Regions from separate parts of the Homo sapiens genome. Here region 1 is linked to region 2. Evidence: read pairs that join two places in POLR2A ChIA-PET (ENCODE). Cell type or tissue: MCF 10A. All regions are shown on one strand.

Region 1 (8,000 bases), 210 kb after region 2:
AAACAGAACAGTTATACACTGTTGGTGGGAATGTAAGTTAGTTCAGCCAGTGTGGAAAGGAATTTGGAGGTTTCTCCAACAGATAAAAGAGAACTACCATTCAACCCAGTAATCCCATTACTAGGTATGTACCCAAAGAAAAGTAAATTGTTCTACCAAAAAGACACCTGTATTCTTATGTTCATCACAGCACTATTCACAGTAGTAAAAACATGGAATCAACCTATGGTGCTCATCAATGGTGGACTGTATAAAGAAAATGTGGTACATACACACCATGGAATATGACACGGCCATAAAAAAGAATGGTATCATATCCTTTGCAGCAACATGGATGGAGGTAGAGGCCATTATCATAAGTGAAATAAATCAGAAATGGAGAATCAAATAGGCATGCTCTCACTTATAAGTGGGAGCTAAACAATGGGCATGCACGGACATAAAGAGGAAATAATAGACACTGGGCACACCAAAAGGGGAGAAAGAGGAAGGGAAGGAAGTGAGGGTTGAAAAACAACCTACTGGATAATATATTCACTATTTGGGTGATGGGTTAGTTCTCTGAAGCCCAAATCACAGCATTACACAATATACTCATGCAGCAAACACAGACATGGACCTCCTGAATTTGTAATTATTTTTATTTTTATTTTTTTCGAGACAGAGTCTCGCTCTGTCGCTCAGGTTGGAGTGAAGTGGCACGATCTCGGCCTACTGCAACCTCTGCCTCCTGGGTTCAAGCGATTCTCCTGCCTCAGCCTCCCAAGTAGCTGGGATTACAGACGCATGCTATCACGCCTGGCTAATTTTTGTATTTTTAATAGAGATGGGATTCCACTATGTTGGCCAGGCTGGTCTCGAACTCCTGAACTCGTGGTCCACCCACCTCAGCCACCCAAAGTACTGGGATTACACGCATGAGCCACCATGCCTGGCCTCTGTAATTACTGTTTTAAAAGAGGTACAGCCAGGCGCAGTGGCTCACACCTGTAATCCCAGTACTTTGGGAGGCTGAGGTGGGTGGATCACGAGTTCAGGAGTTCGAGACCAGCCTGGCCAACATGGTGAAACCCCATCTCTATTAAAAATACAAAAATTAGCAAGGCGTGGTAGCGTGCGCCTGTAATCTCAGCTAACTGGGAGGCTGAGGCAGGAGAATCACTTGAACCCAGGAGGCAGAGGTTGCAGTGAGCCGAGATCGTGCCACTGCACTCCAGCCTGGGTGACAGAGAAAGACTTCATCTCAGAAAAAAAAAAAAAAAAAAAGAGAGAGGTACAGACCACCTCTCAGTGCCAGCAGCAGTATGTCTGACAGAAAAGATGACCAAAAAAGAAGGGATGGGAAATTGATGCTGACCAAACACACTATAAAAGTACACCCTGTAGAAAACCAAAAAAGCAGCAAAAACACCAAAGCAGTTATCCAATGTCAGCCACCACAAAAAGAAGATAGACAGTAGAGTGGGTAGCACCCACTGTAACAGCTAGAAGACTTCCCACATCTCTACATCAAAATAAATTTCCAAAGAAAAAGGTCCAAGTTCCAGTCAATCACAATTCATGGGGATAGCTTTCCTCCAGATCTGGCTCTGAACTCACCAGGTACTAACCATTTGGCCATCACTGCCCAACTAATGAAAGAAGTGAACACTGAAGAAGATGCTACATCAAAAGGATCAAATGTTTTCAAAAAAGAAAAGAGGACTGCAAAGTTGAAGGCTGATTTTTAATAACAGGTATCTCAAATAGAGACAAATTAACCAGACAGAAGAAACCCAAAAGTGGTAACAGTTCTAAAAATCTAAAAGTTTTTAGAGCTGCAGTTTAAAAACCAAGAGGAAGTCCTGAAACAAGCAAGCATCTGCTTTGTTCAAAGGCAAGAAGTATATGAACTCAGTAATAATAATGACTGTGAAAAACCAGTTGGGAGGTCGAGCGTGGTGACTTACACCTGTAATCCTAGCACTTTGGGAGGCTGAGGCAGGTGGATCGCCTGAGGTCAGGAGTTCAAGACCAGCCTGTCCAACATGGTGAAACCCCATCTCTATTAAAAATACAAAAATTAGCTGGGCTTGGTGGCAGACACCTGTAATCCCAGCTACTCGAGAGGCTGAGGCAGAAGAATCGCTTGAACCTGGGAGGCAGAGGTTGCAATGAGCCGAGATGGAGCCACTTCACTGTAGCCTGGGCAAAAGAGTGAAACTCTGCCAAAAAAACAAAAACAAAACCAGATGGGAGTTTCCAGAGCATTAGCATATGGAGACATGGATAGAGTTAGAGGCTTTGTTATTATCTTGTAACTAGAAGCTATTTTATGAAATTTAATTTTGATGTGGTCATCCCTCTTTATACCACTGCACTGGCCTGAATGGAAATACCAGCGTGTGCTAAAACTGCATGTGAGCATATAGTGAATGTGTGTGTATTTATGTGTGTGTATATATTTATGATGTATGCACATTTTTACACAACTGGTTTGTTCTGTAGTGATAGAGTTTGGTATTCTTTTCTTCTGGCTATTGCTGCACCCTATCACAAGCATAAGCAGCTATTTGAAATTACTTATCACTGCCACTCTCTGAACTCAGACAACCTCCATCCTAAAAAATGGGATTTGGTACCAAGAAAAGGCTTTTTTTTCACTAAACTTTTGTTTCAAAATATACTAGTTTCCACTGTCCTCCACACGTGCCTTACAGTATTGTCAGAATTGTCTTTGAGGGGGTTTTTTAAAGAAATATTTTCTTGGCTGGGTGTTGTAGCTCATGGCTGCAATCCCAGCACTTTGGGGGGCCAAGGTGGGATGATCTCTTGAAGCCAGGAGTTTGAGACCACGCTGGGCAACACAGTGAGACTCCATTTCTTAAAAAAATTAAGTTTTTTTTTTTTTTTTTGAGATGGAGCCTCACTGTGTAGCCCAGGCTGGAGTGCAGTGGCGCGATATCAGCTCACTGCAAGCTCCGCCTCCCAGGTTCACGCCATTCTCCTGCCTCAGCCTCCCGAGTAGCTGGGACTATAGGCACCCGCCACCACGCCCGGCTAATTTTTTTTTTGGATTTTTAGTAGAGACGGGGTTTCACCGTGTTAGCCAGGATGGTCTCGATCTCCTGACCTCGTGATCCGCCTGCGTCGGCCTCCCAAAGTGCTGGGATTATAGGCGTGAGCCACCGTACCCAGCCAAAATTAAGTTTTTTTAAAAAAGAAATACTTTATTGATTAAGCGATAAATAAAAATAGTCTGCCACTGGACGGCATGAAATGAGAACACAGGATGTCTTCTGTATATTCCTACAAACATACCGAATTTGAATCTCATCATGAAAATAGCAGAGACATGTAACTTGGGACAATCTACAAAAATAATTGGACTGTAACCTTCACGAGTGTTTAAGTCATGAAGTCAAACGATCCTTTGACTAAAAAAGGATAAAACATCCTATGCCCTTTGATAAAGGACATGCATGAGATGACTGTCAAAATCTGAATGGGGTCTGAGGATTACACAGTAGCTCTGTATCAATGCCAATTTTTTTTTACTTTGATGGTTATGCTATGGTTATGTAAGGGAAAGTTCTTGTTTCTAGAAAATAAGAAATATGGGCCGGGCACGGTGGCTCACTCCTGTAATCCCAGCACTTTGGGAAGCCGAGGTGGGCAGATCACCTGAGGTCAGGAGTTCGAGACCAACCTGACCAACATGGAGAAACCCTGTCTCTACTAAAAATACAAAAAAAAATTAGCCAGGCGTGGTGCATGCCCGTAATCCCAGCTACTCGGGAGGCTGAGGTGGAAGAATTGCTTGAACCTGGGAGGCGGAGGTTGCAGTGAGCCGAGATCGCGCCATTGCACTCCAGCCTGGGCAACAAGAGCAAAACTCCATCTCAAAAAAACGAAAAATAAGAAATATGTCCTAAGGTATTTGAGGATAATACGGCAAGAGATAAACCACTTAACACTCAAATGGCAAAAAGAAAAATTTCTGAACGGCGCTTGCAACTTTTCTATAAACTTGAGATTGTTTCCAAATTATTATTATTATTATTTTGAGATGGAGTTTTGCTCTTGTTGCCCAGGCTGGAGTGCAATGGTGCAATCTTGGGTCACTGCAACCTCCACCTCCCGGGTTCAAGCAATTCTCCTGCCTCAGTCTCCCGAGTAGCTGGGATTACAGGCATGCGCCACCATGCCTGGCTAATTTTTTTCGTATTTTTAGTAGAGATGGGGTTTCTCCATGTTGGTCAGACTGGTCTCGAACTCCTGACCTCAGGTGATCAGCCCACCTTGGCCTCTCAAAGTGCTGGGATTACAGGTGTGAGCCAATACGCCCAGCCTGTTTCCAAATTAATTTTTAAGTGATGTTTCTTGAGGAAAAAAAAAAAAAAAAAAAAAGGCAACCCTATCTTTAGCATTTAGTAAAGGAACACAGTATTAAAAACTGATAGATATAGAAAAAGAGTTGAATGTGTCTTGTGTGTTCAAGTGGATTTTCGAATGTGTTCAAGTGGATTTTTAAAGATTTTTTTGGAAAAGAAATTTAAATGAGGTAAAAAGGTTTGAGTCAGCTTTTTATAGTAAGAACACAAAGGTTGTCTAATCACATACACTCTTCCCCAGCGTTTTTTGTTTTTTTACTGACTACTTTCATGCCACTTCTTTTTAAAATGCACTTTACTTTCTGATATTCTTAATGAAAAATAATTGAACTATAAACAACTTCTGGGGGTGCCGAGCGCAATGGCTCATGCCTGTAATCTCAGTACTTTGGGAGGCTGAGGCGAGCGGATCACGAGGTCAGGAGTTTGAGACCAGCTTGGCCAACATGGTGAAACCACGTCTCTACTAAAAACACAAAAAGTAGCCAGGAGTGGTGGCACGTACCCGTAGTCCCAGCTACTCAGGAGGCCGAGGCAGGAGAATCACTTGAACCCGGGAGGTGGAGGTTGCAGTGAGCTGAGATTGCACCACTGCACTCCAGCCTGGGTGACACACACACACACACACTTCTGGGGCAAGATAAGCAATTCAGCATGAATTCTCAAATAGAGGACTAAGAGAAACGGCATTACTCTATAACTTCTTCTCTCATTCTCACTCATCCCTACCAATACAACCCTGTTTTAAATTCAAATGTCATGAAAAGTTGGTGCTTGTCATCAAAAAGCTTATCCACCACAATCAAGCTGGCGTCATCCCTAGGATGCAAGGCTGGTTCAACATATGCAAATCAATAAAGGTAATGTATCACATAAACAGAACTAAAGAGAAAAACCACATGATTATCTCAATAGATGCAGAAAACATTTTTGACAAAATTCAACATCTCTTCATGTTAAAAACTCTCAATAAACTGGGTATCAAAGGAACATACCTCAAAATAGTAAGAGCTGGCTGGGCGTGGTGACTCACGCCTGTAATCCCAGCACTTGGGAGGCCAAGGCGGACGGATCACCTGAGGTCAGGAGTTCAAGACCAGCCTGGCCAACGTGGTGAAACCCCATCTCTACTAAAAATACAAAAAATTACCCGGGTGTGATGGCAGGTGCCTGTAACCCCAGCTACTTGGAAGGCTGAGGCAGGACAATTGCTTGAACCCAGGAGGCAGAGGTTGCAGTGAGCCGAGATCACGCCATTGCACTCCAGCCTGGGCAACAGGAGCGAAACTCCATCTCAAAAAAAAAAAAAAAAAATAGTAAGAGCCATTTACGACAAACCCACAGCCAATATCATACTGCATGGACAAAAGGTGGAAGTATTCCCCCTGAAAACCAGCACAAGACAAGGATGCCCTCTCTCATCACTGCTATACCAGCACAAGACAAGGATGCCCTCTCTCACCACTGCTATTCAACATAGTATTGGACGTTCTGGCCAGGGCAATCAAGCAAGAGAAAGAAATAAAGGGTATTCAAATACGAAGAGAGGAAGTCAAATTGTCTTTGTCTGCAAATGACATGATCCTGTGTCTAGAAAACCCCACTGTCTCAGCCCAAAACCTTCTTAAGCTGATAAGCAACTTCAGCAAAATCTCAGGATACAAAATCAATGTGCAAAAATCACAAGCGTTCCTACACATCAACAACAGACAAGCAGAGAGCCAACCAAAAAGTAGGCAAAGAACATGAACAGACACTTCTCAAAAGAAGACATTTATGTAGCCAAAAAACATATGAAAAAAAAGAATGCTCAACATCACTGATCATTAGAGAAACGCAAATCAAAACCACAATGAGATACCATTTCATGGCAGTCAGAATGGTGATTATTAAAAAGTCAAAGCTGGGCATGGTGGCTCACGCCTGTAATCCCAGCACTCTGGGAGGCTGAGGAAGGTGGACCACCTGAGGTTGGGAATTCAAGACTAGCCTGACCAACATGGAGAAACCTCATCTCTACTAAAAATACAGTATTAGCCGAGCATGGTGATGCATGCCTGTAATCCCAGCTACTCGGGAGGCTGAGGCAGGAGAATTCTGTTTTATGGCACACATATGTTCACTGCAGCACTATTCACAATAGCAGAGACATGGAATCAACCCAAATGCCCATCAATGATAGAATGAATAAAGAAAATGTGGTACATACATACACACAATGGAATACTATGCAGCCATAAAAAGGAAAGAGATCATGTCCTTTGCAGGGACATGGAGGAAGCTGGAAGCCATTATCCTCAGCAAACTAACACAGGAAGAGAAAACTGAACACCGCATGTTCTCACTTGTAAGTGGGAGCTAAACAATGAGAACACATGGACACAGTCCAACACACACTGGGGCCTGTTGAGGGGTAGGGTGGGAGAGGGAAAGCATCAGGAAAAAGAGTTAATGAATGCTGGGCTTAATACCTAGGTGATGTGTTGATGGGTGCAGCAAACCACCATGGCACACGTTTACCTATGTAACAAACCTGCACATCCTGCACATGTACACTGGACCTTAAAAGTTTTTTTTAAATAATAAAAAATTGGTGCTTCTCAGAAACAACTAGGCCTCAAGTCAGAATTATATGTGTTCTATGCACCCTAACTTCCAAGGAAGAGACTGTTCTTGATGAACTTCAATTAGATATATATTGTATTGGCTTATCTAGTAGATCTTAATTTATAGTCATATTCTCAGATTTCCACAAACTGTACTGTTTTGTGAAAGAGCTGTCTTGGGTTCAGGGTGTACAGAGTGGTCATGAAATAGCAAACTCAGCTACCCTGAATCATTAACTTCACAGGGTTATATACTACAGTAAGAGGTGATTACGAAGCCAGATAGCAAATGTATCTCAACCTACCACAAAGGTAGCATTTTTAACTTGTTAGGTATTTCCTAGAAGCAATATGCTCTATAATCTGGGAAGGCAGATACAAGCAGCTGTTTCTAGTTCCAATGACATTACCATTCTCACAAATGAAACCATTCACAAAAGTGGACAAAGATGTAGAAAAATGACGACTTATTTTCAATAGGAGACAATAGACCATTCCTAATGGGACATATATTTTCTTTCAAGCAAAGGAAACCTCCTGCTTAATACATTTTGTCATTTTTTGAACAGAAACCTTTTAACCAGAGATACACAGTGGCGTAACATGTTTCAGATGCACTTGCATTTACTATTGAAGAAAAGCCATGAAAAGTAGTAATAGTTATTTCTTTAAGTTTTTCTCATGTTAGAGCCTGAGAAATTCTAATTCATGGAGTGTATCAATTATTATAAAGACGTTTAATTTTATATTAAGATTTGAAAGGTTTTTTAATGAACATTAAGCAAGTCCACATATTTTCTAACTTTCCACAGGTTCCAAAAATAAGAGGAAGGAACCCAATTTTGAAATGTTGGTTTTAAAAAATTACAATATTTTTACATGAAATTGAGAGTAATTTCTGAACATCTTTACTTCTTTGTACCTTTGAAATAATGTACATTGTGTAAAACACTGGGATGCTTTGGTTAGCACAGACTTAGAAAAATTAAGGATGTTCATAGTTACATTTCATACTTAGTAA
Region 2 (8,000 bases):
AATTTCTAAGAATTTATGATAATCTTCTAAGTATCTGTTTCTGATGCTGAAAATTTTTCTTCTTTCCACATCTAGCCTCTTGTTCAATAAATCCCCAAGAATTACTCATCCATGTGGGTAAAGGAAAATATGTTATCTTCAATAACAATGGTGTAAACCCCAAAGTTAGGCCAGATTATATATGAAATATTATTCATACTACACCTAGGACTAAGGAAGGTATTACTTGGATTAAAAACAAAAAATAACAAATGTCAAGGATGTGCCAGGCTGTTTAAAAAAAAAAAAATTCTTTTATGTCAAAGTACTATTTGACCATGGTGACAATAATTCAAAACCATGTATGAACTCAAGGAAATCTGCAGTGCAAATTATTACTAACATATAATATCCTTACCTCTACTTTTCAAGTTATAAGCTGACAGAGTCTGCAAGAATTCTGTGTTCAGAGCCCCACTTTATCAAACAACAAATACAATGATCACATACAGGAGATCTATTTCAGATCTTAGCTAACAACTCAAGCTTTGCAGATGCAAATACTAAAAACTGACAAGAAATTCTTTGTAAAAGGTGTCTTTACAATTTCCACTCTGCAGTTTAACAATTTTAAGTTATTTCTGGAGAATCTTTGTGTTTGAATACTGATCAAGGTTAAACATTTTTAAATGAAAACTGACTTTTCCAATGATCTTACTAAAAATGTTCAGGGTGGAAACATGTTTATCCACATGTTTATTGAGTGTCTGCCGTTTACCAAGCAATGCCAAAAGTTAAGGGGCCATCTGGCTTCCTCTGTAAAGAACCAAGATCCTGCAAAGGCACAAACTGTCTAAAACATCAGAAGGACTTTTCCAACAACCAGATCATTAGTTCAGCCTACTTTAACCCTAGTTGATAATTCAAAAAGTAGACTCTGAACCTAGTGATATGAAAACACTATCTAACAAAAGATAACTATCAGCCTTGTCATCTGCTAATGCACTGTGTAATTCACTTAAAATAATAACTATATAGCTTTTTTAAAGCATGACAGGAACCCTAAGAGAGTTATGAACCACACTGGGGAAAGTGGAATCAGGAGGAAATGAAGAAATCAAGGAAGGAAGAATGCAGGAAATTAAACAGATCTTAAAAATCTAATCAGGAAACTAACTTAATGACATTACAGACTAAAAGACCAAGCCATAAATAAGCAGGCCCAGGAAACATTATAAAATTGTTGAAAATTAGTGATGTCAGAGTATATAAGTGTACAGTATATAAGAAGTCTATCAAAATGAAGTAAAATGTGAACTATTTGAATATGTTTTATAATCACCTCCAATTTACTTGTGTTTTCACAATTAAAATACCTTTCAGAATTCCAACTTAGTATTCATGAAAGGAAAATGAGCCTAAAATGAGAATCAGAGAAGGGAACTGGGTAGGAAATGAATTTCAAAGACTTCCAAAGCATATTTTCAAATCAGTAAACAAGGCACCTTTTAATTCTCTACCTTTGGTCTCTTGATTCAAATGAAAATAATGTCCAATTTCTCTTCCTATGAGTCAAACTGAAAATTGCACTATAATTAGAAGTCATAATTTCTGAGCAATTAACTTAATTATCAGGAAGGCAATACACGTAACAAGATTTCAGTAAAATCATATTAACACTTGCCTCAAATATATAAAAACAGGCCATAGTATTCAATCAAGATATCATGTCATAGTAACAAACTTCATATAGCTACTTAAATATACCACTGTAAAGATATTATAAAAATGACTTTTCTAGCCAAATGCTAGGAAATGCTTTGAAATTACTTCCACTGAGTAACCTATAATGCTATCCAGTTTAATAAGTTTTATTGATCTTAAGTAAATTACAATGTCTCTAATAATTAAAAACACTAAATAACAAATTTAGGATGACCTAGGACCCAATCACCTAGTCACTGCAGACTCATAAAGGAACACATGATCCTGGTTGGTATGAATAATGTATCCGTCCATTTCTCTTCTGAAGGAAAAGATTCTTCACCATGACAGCCATCTCTATTGCCAGTAAAACATGATGTTATAAACAAGTTAATCAGGTTTTCAGTAAGTAAGATTAGTTCTATGAAATATCAAATGATGTAAGATAATCAATTTAGAAAAGTATGTAGCACTATTTTTTCCCCACCATTTGGGGTATTTTTCAGAAACATCGCTCCCAGTGTGCAGAAACATCTGGGTACGTGTTAAAAATTAATCAGAATCAGAATCTCCCATAAGACCTGGGAAATAAGCTTATTAAAGCATATCACCTTAAATAAACCTTAAGCACATTCATATTTGAAAACTATTTCTTGTAGTAATTCTCCACACATAACATTTGTAACAAGTAAAACAGTAGACCCTTCCTTCCAAATCAGTTTAACTTATATTAAATATATCTTCTTTTACATAGCTTTTGAATATACCACAATTCATTTGGACATAAGAGTATCTGTGTTTCATCCTTAATGAACACATAACACAACAATTTGGTGAAGCCAAAGACTTTCACTAATTCAAGTAATTAAACATAAAAACAAAGATGCAAGCAAAAAGCCATACTACACTTCTGGAGGAAAAAAAATAAAACATTAAGATTTGAAATTACTAAGTATATTTTCCTAAACATTTTGCTGTGCTTCACAGCCAAAAATATAATTACTGACATAAACATCCTTTAAGCTAACTCTCCTATTTCAACTGAGAAGGGGGTATTGCTGTATCTTAAACCAAACTCAGCTAAATTTTGCTAAAACCAAAAACAATTATGTCCACAGGCAGTCTAACCATGAAACATAGCAAATCAAACTGGCCTAATACAGGATGTAAATGCTGAAGAAAAACAGAATTGAGTGCCACCTGAAAGTTTCCAGTGGGCCCAAGATATGAGGTAAAAATATCTCATTATAACTGGAGTAAATGCTTAATTTTCCAAAGGCATGTTAAAGGCATTATGGGTATCCTCAGAAAACCTACTCTCAATCTTCACTTGAATCGATCTTCAACCTGAATCACTGTATTACTTGTATATTATTCTCTTTATTATCCTGACAAAAGGCAGAATTTGAATGAAAACATCTTTTAAATATTAAATCACCGTGTCCTTCAGGAATTAAAAAGAAAACACGAAACAGATTCAGAGGGACAAGGGGAAAGGAGAAAAGAGGAAGGGAAAGAGGTGGGGACAGCCAGCTTAGGCTGGCAAACCGCAGGCTCAGGCAGTGGTGACAAAAGCCAGCTTGGTCCAAGGCGGCCAAGAAAATGGACTAGAAAAAGAATGTTGCAAACATACAGGTCTGAGGAGCTCCCAATGGCGACCTAGGAAACCCAAGCTCTAGAAAAATCACTCCTCACACATGTCTCACCTCAGCCTCCCCTCCTACCTCCACATTTCTACTTAAGACAAACATGAAAGGCAGGCTTGAAAGGGAAAAGGAGTCACAAAAGACAGTGTGGGTGGCGGACAGGTAGAGGAGCAGGTCTGCCCTTTTGCAAGGTAAGCCAGGGTGCTGCGGAGTCTAAGCACACAGTATAAACACAGCACTGAGTAACAGTGTTTAAGGGAATCCAAGAGGTCTGTCCAGTATCCCAAACAAAGCACCCTCTCCAGGGTAATCACAGCTTTAAGAGGCGGTCATCTACCCTCACCTCACAATGTGTAAGGAAAGGAGCACTTATAAGGCCACTTATTTCACTGATTGCAGGTCAGTTAGAAGACTGGTCTTTTTTTTTCCTCTCTCTCTCTTTTCAATAAGCCTCAACTCTGCCTCATTGTAATTACCCTCACTGCTAACTTAGGCTATCCAAAAAATTTCATCGCTCGTCTATACAGTATTCCTTCAAACTGAAGAAAAGAGAGCTTGTATTTCCCCAAAATCTTCCATTGTCCAGGGCAAAAATAATTAGTTCCTTCAACTCGGGCACAGTAGAATGAGTCAGGAATCCTAAGGTGTACATTTCAGCTCTTCCAACAATGATGTGTGACACTTTCGGCAAGTGGCCATCTTCCAGAGCCTGTCCTTCCTTCTCTCATTTCACAGACAAGGCTAGCCCTACTGGCAAGGGGTCAGGGGTGTGGCAGGGAAGACATGGATCTCCAAATATGGACAACGCGGTGGGCTCTCTTTGGGATTTTGCTCTTGGGGCTGCTCTGCTCATAGCTCTGGCTCCAGAAACCAATGCTTCTATGCCCAAGTTTCCCCTGGCCTTGGGCCCTTGGACAGGGGGGCAAACGCAAGGGCTCTGAGGGTGAGAGGAAAAGCCACAGCTAGAACCATCAGAGATGAGGCCCAGAAGGACAAGTGCCCTGAGAAGCCCTGCAGGACAACCTGTGAGAAACAGGCTTTCCACAGGACGGGTTAGGAAATTAACTACTGTGTACCACACTGCCTCAAAAGGAAAATGCATTTTAGTCCCAACCAAATTACACGTAGTGTTTGGAATACCTATTACACACAGACACTACAAACCTAGGTGAGAAGTTTCTCTTCTGAAAGTAATCACAGACATGGCTATTTTTATCTTTAATAAACATTAAAGGCAGTAATGATAAGCACTGCTGCAGAAAAAAACACACCTCTGCCTCACTCTGCCACATTGTTTAACAGACTTCAAATGTATTTGTAAAAGGAAGGCTAAGGTGAAAAATAGCAGTTAGCATTGCCAGATTTCAATGAATCAAGTTTCCCTTCAATATTGCCTAATTTCCCACAAGGCCATGGGATTTGGATTAGTTTACACTGAAGAGATATAGCTGAGTCACATATGCTACTTAGGAATGGCAATCTGACTGTGGAAACAATCTCTAACTCATCTCTCATCTCTTGAGTGTGGAATGGACCCAATGACTCTTGTAACAAAGCTAGGGAGTGAGAAGGAGGGTAGCAAATCCCATCGGATACTTTCAAACTATACTTGGTCTTCCTCTGTATTCCAATTTAACCCGTGATTCCATGTTTCAGAGGAAGTCACACAGTGAGTCACTTCCAGTTGAAGGAGTGAGTTTTATTACTCAGATGTGTTGGAGGATAAATAAATACCATTCACCTACATGATGAAGACAATCAAATCTCTCTCCTGGGCAGCACGCCCTTACTTTCATCTGCCTACCTACTAATTCTTCCTGGATATCACACAGGGATCCCAACTCAATTTCTCTAAAAGCAAAATAGCCCCCCAAAGACGTGACTTTCTATACTCCCTATTAATAGCTACCTGAATGTCTAAGCTAGAATCCAAACCTCATGTTAAAGCTCTTCCTGTTTCTTCAAACCTACTATTCCCATCCATTCAACTCTGCCCTGATGAACTACCAACCTCGACAGTTCTAATCTTCTATTGGCCATTGCCCCCTATAACCCATCCTTCATGCTAGAAGGGTCACTCTAAGACAATGGACTGCATCGCTTTCAAGACTTCTGACATTTCCTGTTACTCACAGGACAAAAAAAGCATGGGACATGTGGCCAGTAAGGGAGGCCCAGAAAAAAGAGATGCCCAATACCATGGCCCTCCATGATATTCGGATACCAAATCCGAACTCCTGAAATGGGCCATGCAGATCAGAGCACTGGGTGAATAAAACTGAAAGACCTTTGAAACAAAGCAGACTATTAACAGCTCCAAAGAACACAGCCAGGCCCACTTGCCAGGGCCAGGAGGCTAAAGGGCTATGATAAGAAAGCTGCAGGGTTAACTAGCTACCTTCTGTGCTAGCCCAGGAAGAACCCCAGCCAAAATGCCAGAGGGACTCTGAGGAAAGGACCTAAGATACCTCTCCCACAACATACATGCTTGCACATAGACCCCACACTTTGACTACCCATCGCCATCAGCTCCACCATTTCCAGCAGGGCACACACCCCAGGGAGGCCCAAATAACAAAGCACTCAGCCAGATAATTCCTCCAAGGGCCCAGAGGAAGTCAGACCAAAGTGGCCCAACCAGATTTCACCTCTACCCAGAGAGCAAAACAGCCCGTCAGTGTGTCTAGGAAAGGTCAGGGCTTCTGGTGAGTCAAATGGACAGTGAAATCCCCACTCCCAGGGAAGTTATGTAATCTCCTCCCATTATATAGCCCCACTGATTACAGGCACTATCAATTTATTTTGTAATCACAGAAGCTTTGATAAAGCTGTATGAACAAAGACCAGTCTCTCTCTGCCAGGAATTTTAGAGACCTCAAGCATCTGAACACCATGGCTGGACACTGGAGCCCCAGAGACCTTTCAAAACCTGGCCCATGTGCCACTCCAAGCCCTAAGCAGTAGCTGGATGGAGCTACTCCCATTTTCTAGAAGCTTTGCTCATGCTGTTCCCTCTGACTAGGATCCCTTTGCTCAGTCCAGATAAATCTCATCCATTACATTTCAACCACTTTCTCCTCTGGAAATCCTTAACCAGCCCTCACTTCCCACCACATGCCTTCCAAGGATTTACTACAGCAGTTTTATGGGGCTCAGCCCATTGTACTATGACGGAAGAAAATGAGCCTTAGTCATCTATCTTCCATACCTCAATGTCCAGCCTCTCTTGGGTGCACAACTCCTATTGTTGAATGAACTTGTAAGTCAGCTCATCTTTGATATGACAGCAAGAAAATGACTACGTTATATTGGAAGTTATATTAATAAAGGTTTCCTATTAAATGCAATTCTGTTCTCAATCCAGCCAAGTCAAAACCTTGGAGAGAAACTGCACTCATCTTTGCAATCATGCACAAAGGTAGACACAGAATAAGAAATAATTTATGGCTCTGGCCTCTAGGGGTGGGCTACAGCAATCTGTCCATGGACTTCCTATGGTGTGGTGATGGGGCAGGTGTCTGCCATCCAGTTTCCCTGAGTACTAAGGTTTATAATGTAAAGACTATCCCTGTGTTTCCTGTATGCATTAGACACTTCAAGAAAAATGGTTCCTTGAAAATAATGAGCTTTGAGTTCTATGGAACTCACTGTAGTTGACCCAAATAGTCCAGAAATAGACTATTTCAGAGGAACATCTGAAAACACTGGAAACTAAACAGATTACGCTGCCTACAACTGTGTGATGTATCTGCTCAAGATGGCAAAGAAGAGGAACTAAAATGACAGAAGATCTACCTGGGAAGAAAGCCCATGACATACACAGGGCTCAGGACAGAAAACAAGTAGGGAAAGAGAATTAAAGTTTACCAAACAGGTTGATATGGTAGGATTAATAGGAATTTCTTAACAGAGGAGATTTGAAACGCTTTTTAGGGCACATAAAAAGTACTTACAACATACATTTTAGTCATAAACACATTTTGCCCCAAGATGTAATTCAGGCTAAAATATGAATTATTTTCTTGAAGTTATTATTTCAAGAAAAATCCACATACATCGAATAAAAACTAGTTATAAGAACCTAATTACTTCTGGATATGTCTCATAAATAAGAAATCTGAAGCACTTGTGCAATTGATTGATTGCTGCAGTATGGACTCAACAAGCCACATTTTTCATGGAACATCATTTTTACTTGAAAGAACAACTGAAAAACTATGGTTAAACTTGTGCATCTGACCTACATTTTCTCGAAAATGAGCAAAGTGAGCCTGACACTTCAAGAAAAACTGACAGTATTTGTTGCCAATGATAAAATTCAAACTTTCAAGCGAAAATCTGAATTTTGGAAAACTGCTTCCCAATACTTAAAGATACAAAAGATTAAAAAGGAGGCTTTTTTTGGCTAAATGGTACAGGGTTTTGGAAACAGATTCAGCTTGACAATTTCACAGCATTTTGTAAGTTTTTGGTTTGCACTCTTCTAACTGGTTTTAATAACTTATTATCATTTATAAGACCTACAAAAACAGAGTAGGTTAAGCCACATCAATCTAATTGCCTACAAGACACGTGCCAACATTTTTACATTATATCAGTGACCGTTCTATGGCAAACATTAAGCATTCAAATAAGGAAAATTTATTAGTGTTTCACACAAGTTGAATTAAG

The links. Peaks named below come from ENCODE experiments on the same cell type or tissue, not always from the same donor. Only the 100,000 strongest peaks of a DNase experiment are listed, where the experiment ranks them.
Region 1: POLR2A ChIA-PET joins it to region 2 with 5 read pairs; 4 of 35 experiments call an interaction of 5 or more read pairs at or near these places.

Annotation. Positions count from the first base shown.
Region 1 is chr18:31,881,978-31,889,977 of GRCh38, forward strand. All of the region lies in intron 12 of TRAPPC8 (trafficking protein particle complex subunit 8), which reads right to left. It also overlaps the pseudogene LOC100421591. Among named protein-coding and RNA genes, the nearest start is that of TRAPPC8, 57 kb to the right of the region's middle. In MCF 10A, no CTCF peak of the experiment used is centred here; no DNase peak of the experiment used is centred here.
Region 2 is chr18:31,674,578-31,682,577 of GRCh38, forward strand. The region is part of intron 1 of B4GALT6 (beta-1,4-galactosyltransferase 6); the gene reads right to left. Among named protein-coding and RNA genes, the nearest start is that of B4GALT6, 6.0 kb to the right of the region's middle. RefSeq lists an enhancer at 6,695-6,904. In MCF 10A, no CTCF peak of the experiment used is centred here; a DNase peak (open chromatin) is centred at 4,754.